Regions from separate parts of the Homo sapiens genome. Here region 1 is linked to region 2. The links are chromatin contacts, found by Hi-C or POLR2A ChIA-PET in ENCODE. All regions are on one chromosome and are shown on one strand. The core of a region is the stretch at or near the end of the contact, and the rest is flanking DNA. Distances in the headings are between cores, read along the strand shown.

Region 1 (4,327 bases), core at 1,543-4,042, 200 kb before region 2:
TTTACTACCAAGAAATCAATTTGAAAATTCTATACAAAATTATCACCCATTAAATTGTCTTTCTTCAAAACTGCAGACCCTAAAATGTTACTTCTAGACAAGGAATTTTACAAACAATAAATGCTAATTAAGTAATCTATTCAAATGAGTTGATTGAAAAAAAAAAGAAGTACCTCCTAGAAAAAAAAAATCTCAACACTCTGGTTATACTGCTGCTCCTGCTGCTGCCACCCTGCTATGTTTGATCCTCCTTTCTTTACCAAAAACTACATGGCATTGGACAATAAGCTGGACCACTCCATTTTCCTACTACCTTCATACATTATGGGTATAATGCAACATGAATGAATGTACCCACCTGCATCTCACACACACACACACACACATACACTCCACCACACACAGTGGCACATAAAGAATTCTGTTTACAACGTAATGGTTTTAAGTGGAAAGAAAGTTATGGATTGGAGTAGTTATTAAGACAGGGGAGAATGCTGATGTCTCAATAAGACCCTAAGAAAACACATATGTGCACACACACATACACGTGCCAAAAGATGAATTTGTGTGTGGCTAAGACTATTAAAGACCCTTCGCAAGTAGAGCAACAATCCTGAAAGCCAATAGACAATGATAAGAAAGGGCATGTAAATAAGAGCCACCCTTCAACCAAGGAACCCAATACACTTGTAAATCAAACATAAATAACGGCTTGGGCTCAGGAGTTTGACATCAGCCTGGGCAACACAGTGAGACCCCATTTTCTAAATAAATAAATAAAATAATAAATAAATAAAAGCCTGGCCTATAACTGAAAGACAAAACAAAAGAAGAAAGAAGGAGAAGAAAAAATAATAGTCGCTTTCCTTTTTTTATACCCAGGGTCCCTTGTATCACCAAGAGTGGCTCAGTGGATGCCATTGTCTCAAAGAGCAAGGTGCTTTGGTTGTTCAACAGCCTGATGTGCATAGGTACGCAGTTAGCCCATGCCCTCTAGTGTTAGGGATCTTGGCTTATGCAATCATTCTAGAGAGAACAATTTCAACCTAGGAAACATCATGGAAATGAAAACAGAAAGATATTTAATAGCCCCATGAGACTCTGGTAGTGAAGATGACAGTGGGGCATTATTTTTCCCAGCAGTTGGTAGAAAACACTTCCCTCCCTTTATTTTCTTTCCTGGCATCTAGGCTTTCCGTGGAACTTGCTGATGTAACTTGGTGACCCAATATGCCACCTGTCTTGTGTTGGTTTTGCACAATCAGATAAAGGGTTTGAAGTCAATTTTTACCATCTCTGTAGCACCAACTTCTTGGCTAATTATAGGAAACTTTAATATTGTGGCCTTTAACTTGAAGGCAGACAGAAAAGAATTGAATATGAGTATTGATTTAGCACCACGTGAAATGAAGCCTGAAGGGTATTATGTCCTCATAAAGTATAATTACTCCTAAAGTTTTATCTCAAACTGTCTCAGGAACTCTCACCAGCAGGTAATAAACAGACTTGGAAAAATGTCACTGGCCACATTAAACATCCCCAGTCTGGACATGGAGGGCAATCTTATGTACAGCTCAGTGTAGTGGGAACAGCTCTAGGTTCTAAAAGCTCCACTGGCTCTGATGTCCTGTGAACGCCATAGCATGAAAAGAGAAGTGAAGGAGAGTTCTCTAATAAACAGAAATTCATACACGATTGGTATGTGTGTGGAATGCAGCAGAGGCGTAATAAGGATCTGAGAAAGGCATGAAACTCTAATAATGATCATCCTTTTTTTCTTATCCTCTGTTTCAAAGCACAGCACATACCTGACCTGTTAAATCAACTGGCCGACTAGGGGCCATTTTGTCAGTGAAAAATAATAAAATAAAATAAAAACATTAATGAAGAAATAAACCTAGAAAAGAACTGATGTCACTGAGATTTAGTGGCCAGAACAACAGCTGCCTGCTAGTGGACCAACGAGCATCAGCAAAGGTAGAAATGCTTTTCCTGGGGCCTTGGAGGCACCTGAGGGTTTCACTTATTATTCTCACTTCCAAGTGGCTCATACCCCAGATATAGGAAGGACTCAGAAATTGTGCCTTGTGAGGATAGTGTTCTGAGGACAAATGGTTAACCAACCCCCTGCAGGAGAAACCGACTAGGTGGGCTGGAGAGAGCCTACTGGGGGCTGGAGCCAGTGACTGACCTCACCAGAAGCAGAAGGGGCACCTGCCATTTCTCAAGAAAGCTGTGACCTAAAAAGTTTAGTCATCAGTCCAAATTCCTCCAGGAGACCATTAGAAACTGCCTCTCTGTTTCCCTGAGTCTTGTAGCTAGAGATGTAACAGGTCATTTTGGGGACTTCATTGCCGTGGCCCCTGCTGGGTCATCTGCTGTGAACATGACATATCGTTTTCACTCAGTGCCAAACACTTAGTGCAGTGAACCTCGGAGGAGCTCCCTGGGCACACAGGGAAAGGATGCTGAAAACAGGTCAGTCATGTTTTATGAATCAGGCCTGAGAAAAGGTAAGCACGCCTCCAACCACAGGCGGCACAATCAATCTGCTGATCTTTTTTTAAAAAGTTAAGAGAGTAAGCAATAAATCAGCACTGAGGGGGTAGATCCTCTGCCATCGAACTGTCTTGAGATGCAATTTTAAATGACTTTGTAGTGACCTTGCTTACCTAATTACAGGGCTCAAAAGAGATCTTCCTTACATATTCCATGCGGTGGTAACCGGCTTGGAACAATGTCCTGTTTGTCTCAGATGGCCACTTCTAACATGAAAGGCCTGTCTGATGACTGTCCTCTTCTTTGCAAATGGACAGACTTGGGATCTGGATCTGCGGTACTAATCATCTAGAACTGAGAGAGCCATCTGGGCCAGGAACATATGGCTCAGCTAACACCAGGCCACAGACATGGAAATAAGCCTGGCTTTGGTGCCATTCAGAGTAAACATTAAGTGTCCTCATGGCAAATTTGTTCCAATGGCTGAGAGAAAGGCACCCTGATGACTTGCAGAGTCATTAAAAAAAATGCTGGTGCAGAATTTGAGTGGCATTTTGTGGCTCAAGCTGCACAAGGGTCAATTGTGGGACTGAGAAGAAAAGAGAGGATTAGCCCCAAGTAAACAACTCAGTGATATTCACCATAAAGTATGTCTCAGGTGATTTTCCCACTGTTTATCTACTCAGACCATTCTAGAAGTTCCAAATCTGGATGATAATAATCCTTGTAAGTGATCATCTTGGATTGTATTTTATTCACAGTGACACTGGCTTTGGGATAGAACCAAAATTCTGTTTGTTGAGGACTCACAGTGCAGAGTAAAGTAGATGTATTATAGGTTTAGAGGGCAGATTTGAGTTTGAATTCTTGCTCTGCAACTTAGAAGATATGTATGTTGGTCAAGTAACTAAACCTGTTTCTTAATCCAAAAGAAACATTTTGCAGATAATAATACTCACCTTGCAGGACTGACATAAAGATAAGCACAGGGAAATATTCCCACTCTGGTACCTGATGGAGTGTGAATCCAAAACCAAATATTTAGACTTTCTTCTTCAAAAAGAAAAAACTTAGATTTTTTTAAATTCATTGCAAATTGGATAGCATCTTTCTGAAATATTCTATGTCCCACTGATTTCATTTCCTTAATCACTCTGATCCAGTGCTACTGAATAGAAAGAAATGTTCTATACTGTTGAACATGGTAGCCACCAGCAACACTGGGCTATTAGCACTTGAAATGCAGCTAATGTGACCCAGGAACTAAAATTTTAATTAATTTAAATTTAGATAGCTTCATGTGGTACAAGGTTCCCATACTGGACAGCACATCATAGCTGAGCCCTGATAGATAAAGAATGAAGGCTTTAGAAATGGAGGCACAGCAAAGGTGATGAAATCATCCACAGACTCTCCTCACATCAGCAGCAGCTACTGAAAGCAGGCAGCCTGGCTCAGCCTCGCTCACATTCACTCTAGGGGCTGACAATTATGACAGAAATAGCACCAGACAGTGGCTCTCTCTGCCAGAGGCAAGTTCTGTGACCTTGGACATAATTCCTAATTTTTCTGAACCTGTTTTCTCATCTGCAAAATGGGGCTAATGCCTCAGGGTTGTTTTGAAGGTGAAATGCAATAATGTAGTGGGGGCCTGTAGTCCCAGTTACTCAGGAGGCTGAGGCAGGAGAATTGCTTGAACCTGGGAGGCAGAGGTTGCAGTGAGCTGACATCACACCACTGCACTCTATCCTGGGCGACAGAGTGAGACTCGGTCTCAAAAAAAAAAAAAAAAAAAGAAAAAAGAAAAGAGAAAAATGCATTGAAACCT
Region 2 (4,262 bases), core at 88-2,587:
TAAATTATTTAAATAAAGCACTTAAAACAGTGCCTGGTTCATGGTAAGAACTAGACATGTGTTTGCTGCTATTATTAATTATTACCTTGACTGTTTCCATCCAGCGTGGCTGTTTGACTTGATAGTACACAACGGAGCGATACTCATTCATGGGCTTGTCCCCTGCTCCCACGCAAATTGCATTCTGACCCAAGAAAAACAAAGTGAGGGAAAAGACTACAGAATTGTCATTTTCTGTGCTTGTGCAGGTTTGGTCCCTAGGCCACGACCAGCCTTAGGGCCTGGGCCAACCCTGCCTTCCCTAGCCCTCATGCCAGGTGCCCATAATGGCTCCTTCTCTATTACAGATTTACACAGGAGTGCCCCAGCCACAGGACTGACAGGCACTTAACTACAGAAATTCCATTACTTCCATTCTGGAAACCACTGGAGTGCACCAGGGCATTGATGTGGCTGCCTTACTGTAAGTGACAACCAGCCTTGGAGTTACTGCACACTGCCAGTCTTATTAATCCTATTTGTTTCCTAAATGTGAATGTGCAGAAAGTTTACTAACAGGCTCAGATCAGCCAAGCAGCAACTCTTTGCGATGAATTTCTACAGCTAACACGTCAGGGCGGTGGGCAGTGCTGGACAAAAGGAGAGAGCACAGGCTTCAGAGAGACACATGAGCACCTGCCTTAAAGAACAAGTCTGGGGTGAGGGGGTTCCGGGGAGGAGGCTCAGTTCAGGTCACAATAATGGAAACATCTTCTTGGTACTCCATGCTGTGCACTGGGGTATAGGAATGGGTCAGACATTGAACCTGACGTGAGCTCACAGTTTTGTGCAGGAAACATTAGGGAACACGTCATGACAGCAAGGCAACGTGATGACAGACATGTGTACACACTACTGTTGGGCACAGAGGAAGGACACAAGGACAGGTGAGGAATCAGGGAAGATTTGTTGGAGGCAATGACAGTTGAGAATCTTGAAGAAAGTTTCCAAGTTGGCACACAGCAGAAATGTGGGAGGGGCTTTCTGAGCAGAGAGTGAGCACAGAGCACACATGTCCAAGTGGGACATTTATTCCTTGCCATAAAAATCACCCTCAGAGGTTCAGAAAGGAGCTGACTCACAAGGAATGACCTCCTGGTCACATACAACAATGCCTACTTCTATGGTCATTCCAGCCGTTTGGCCCCCAAACAAGATCCAAGCTAGGATTACCCAGAAGGGGCCCGAAGTGTGGTTTTTATATTAGGCCAAACAATTTTCAATCCTCAAATTGCCAGATTCATAAGATTTGGTTTTGGAGCCCCAGCCCCTGAAATTGCAAACTGTGTGCCTCTCGGCATGTTGATGGTGAGCGAGTCATGCCTCTCATGAGATTCAATCAGATTCTCCCGTGGGTCCTTGACCTTCAGCAGGCTGAATCACCAAAGCTGGCCACATACAGGCACTCCGTGAGCCCTGGCCAACCATGCTAACCTGGGGAAAGGAAGACTCGCCCTTCACACTGGAAATCTCCCCTTGTGCTTCCGAGGTATGGAAAAGGAATGAGCTCAGTTTCAATATTGACTGACAGTACTTGCAGCCAAATCGATCCATTTGAAAACAGAATACACAGCAGTCCTTTCAGAATGTATCTTTAAAAGAAAAACAAGTGTAACCAATGAACCAGAACTGAGTGAAGACACACAGCTCTCCTTGTTTTTCCATGGGATGAAGCCTTCCAGAACTTCCCGAGGCACTGAGCTAAAAACATGCTTCCAAAGTCTTTCTAACCATTTAGAGTGGGCTTTGTGTCCAGCATCACACTAAGCCCTGCACACACACCACCTCGCTTAATTCAGTCCTCATAGCCACCTCTGATGCTTACTGTCAGCATCCCCATTTCACAGCTGGGTGACCTGAGTCCCTGAGAGATTAAACCACTTGCCCAAAAAGTGGCAAAGCCAGGACAACATCACAGACCCTCTAAATACTCATCCAGTGTTCCTTCTATAAGAACCTAGATGCCTTCCAGCCTACAAAGATTTATATCTGTTGACATTTATGGGCTTAGAGTTTCTGTAGTTACAGTAAATCCCATGTAGCTTACCAAATCAGAAACTACACATATATCTCTGGTGAAAGTAAAACTGCCGCATGGCAGGCAACTGGATCTCACAAAACTGTACTGATGATGAAAATTTTTGATTTCCTAAGGCTGGAGAAAAAAGTCTCAGTACCAGTCAGAGAAAAGCCAAAGATAGTGCCATAGGCCTCAGCACTTCAGAGAAATAACAGTGTTGGGAAGTGCACTGAGAGAGCATTGTGACCAGGGACTGAGCCCAGTTCTAGGGAAAATATACACTGGTATATATCTCAAATAACACTGTTCCATAATTTTCTACATTGCCTATCCCCATGGCCCCCAATTAACAGTGAGAGCCCCTCATAGGTGTGGGAGACTTCAGGTCAGTTGAAGAAAATCTGAGTATGGATCAGGAAGCCTGGAGGCTTTCATGTTGGCTTGGCCTTAGAAGAAACATCTCTGCAGGAAGAAAAACCAGGCTCCTAACACATGTCCTGTTTACTTGGTAGGAATCAGGTGAGAAAGAGATGACACCAGGGATGTGAACACACTTTAGGAAAGACAGTGTTCTCCTCTCACAAGACCACATCATGGGATGTCGATTAGCATGCCTAAGGTAGGAATCAGGCTGGGAGCTCAGTATACCCTTCTAATAATAATAGCTAAATTTAATGCACACCTATTATGTAGATTACCTCATCTGATATTCACAAGAGCAAAGTGCCATTGCTGGTCCTATTTTCAGACAGAGACTCTCAGGCTTAGAGAGGTTATGTAACTGCCTCAACATCCTCTTACTAATTCAGGCAGAGCTGGGCTTTGCACCTGGCTGTCTGGCCCCAGGGGTCATGGTCTTAACCACTATCCCATACTTCCCCTATCCCCTGCCTCCACCGCCTCAAGTTGGGTGGTCTCAGAAAAACAGAGGTTTCTTGGCCCAGCATCTAAGCCTTTCTCTTTCACCAGAATTTGCTTCTGGCTGGATTGCCTGTTTGACTCCCTCAGGTCCCTCAGAGGGCTTCACCCTGCACTTGGTCCTCTTCTCTGAATGTGACCCTCCTTCCTGTTGCTGGGTACTTACTGCAATACCAGGTGCCTTATACCTATGGCGTGTTTTGTCTGTTTGTTGAGAAAGGGTCTCACTTTGTCGGCCAGGCTGGAGTGGCTGGGGTGCGATCTCAGCTCACTGCAACCTCTGCCTCCAGGGTTCAAGCAATTCTCGTGCCTCAGCCTCCTGAGTAGCTGGGATTACAGGTGCTTGCCACCACACTCAGCTAATTTTTGTATTTTCAGTAAAGACAAGGTTTCACCTTCTTGGCCAGGCTGGTCTCAAACTCCTGACCTCAAGTGATCTGCCCCCCTTGGCCTCCCAAAGTGCTGGGATTACAGGTGTGAGCCGCTGTGCCCAGCAGCATGTTTATTTTTAAAATTTTTTAATTTTAAAATTTTTAATTTTTGTGGGCACATAGTGTGTGCATACACATACACACACACACACACACACACACACACACACACACACACACACACATATATATGGAGTAAATGAGATGTTTTGATAGAGGCATACAATGCATAAAAATCACATCATGGAAGATGGGGATCCATGTCCTCAAGCATTTATCCTTTGTGTTATAAACAATCCAATCATACTCTTTTAGTTGTTTTAATACCTACTCTTTTGTTTAACCTGCAACCCCACGAGAAGAGGTTATTATTTCTTTTTACACATGAATAAACTTGCCTAAGATCACACAGCTAATATGAGGGGAGGCTGGAATTTGAACCCTGTCTGCCTGACCCCAGAGCCCACCCCATTAGCTTCTCTGCTATGACCCCTCCTGAGCAAGGCCCTTGACACCCCAAGGTGAGCCATGAGCAGGCCTAACCTCCTCTGCCCTCTGGTCCTGCTCTGCCAAAGACAGTGTGCATGCACCTAGAGCAGGAGGAGAAATCAATATTTCTAAAGGGGACCATTTCCACAGGAGCCCACCAATATCAAACAGAAGTGTTTGAATGTACTGACTGACACTTAATTAGGCAGTAATATTTATTTCTACAAATAGAGAAAGAAAAGCCTCCCACAGGCTTCCTAAGCAATTTTCAATAGTCAGTCAACTGAACTCCCCCAGAATTTCCCTAATAGAGGAAACCACAAATCATCACCATGCCCCACAGTTCCCTTTCCATGTCAGCCCCC

What was found. A loop is a pair of places that touch in the nucleus more often than their neighbours do. ChIA-PET counts read pairs that join two places held with the same protein, here RNA polymerase II (POLR2A). Pooled maps may share reads with other maps.
Region 1: a map of mammary epithelial cell shows a loop between it and region 2 (5-fold over the local background). The contact joins two enhancer-like sites. A Hi-C loop is called at or near these places in 5 of 168 maps with a recorded cell type or tissue (Caco-2, GM12878, PC-3 and 2 more), 2 of 37 single-sample maps with no recorded cell type and 5 of 50 pooled maps. POLR2A ChIA-PET finds 5 or more read pairs at or near these places in 1 of 52 experiments (A673).

What each region holds. Positions count from the first base shown.
Region 1 is chr5:169,908,681-169,913,007 of GRCh38, reverse strand. The region is part of intron 27 of DOCK2 (dedicator of cytokinesis 2); the gene reads right to left. The region is part of intron 1 of INSYN2B (inhibitory synaptic factor family member 2B); the gene reads left to right. Among named protein-coding and RNA genes, the nearest start is that of INSYN2B, 70 kb to the left of the region's middle. Within about 2 kb of position 2,792, at least 2 of the 41 ENCODE cell types and tissues checked have a DNase peak (open chromatin) inside an H3K27ac peak, as active enhancers do.
Region 2 is chr5:169,704,091-169,708,352 of GRCh38, reverse strand. DOCK2 (dedicator of cytokinesis 2) reads right to left here. Exons shown (of 52, transcript NM_004946.3): 15 at 86-184. Among named protein-coding and RNA genes, the nearest start is that of DOCK2, 69 kb to the right of the region's middle. Within about 2 kb of position 1,337, at least 3 of the 41 ENCODE cell types and tissues checked have a DNase peak (open chromatin) inside an H3K27ac peak, as active enhancers do.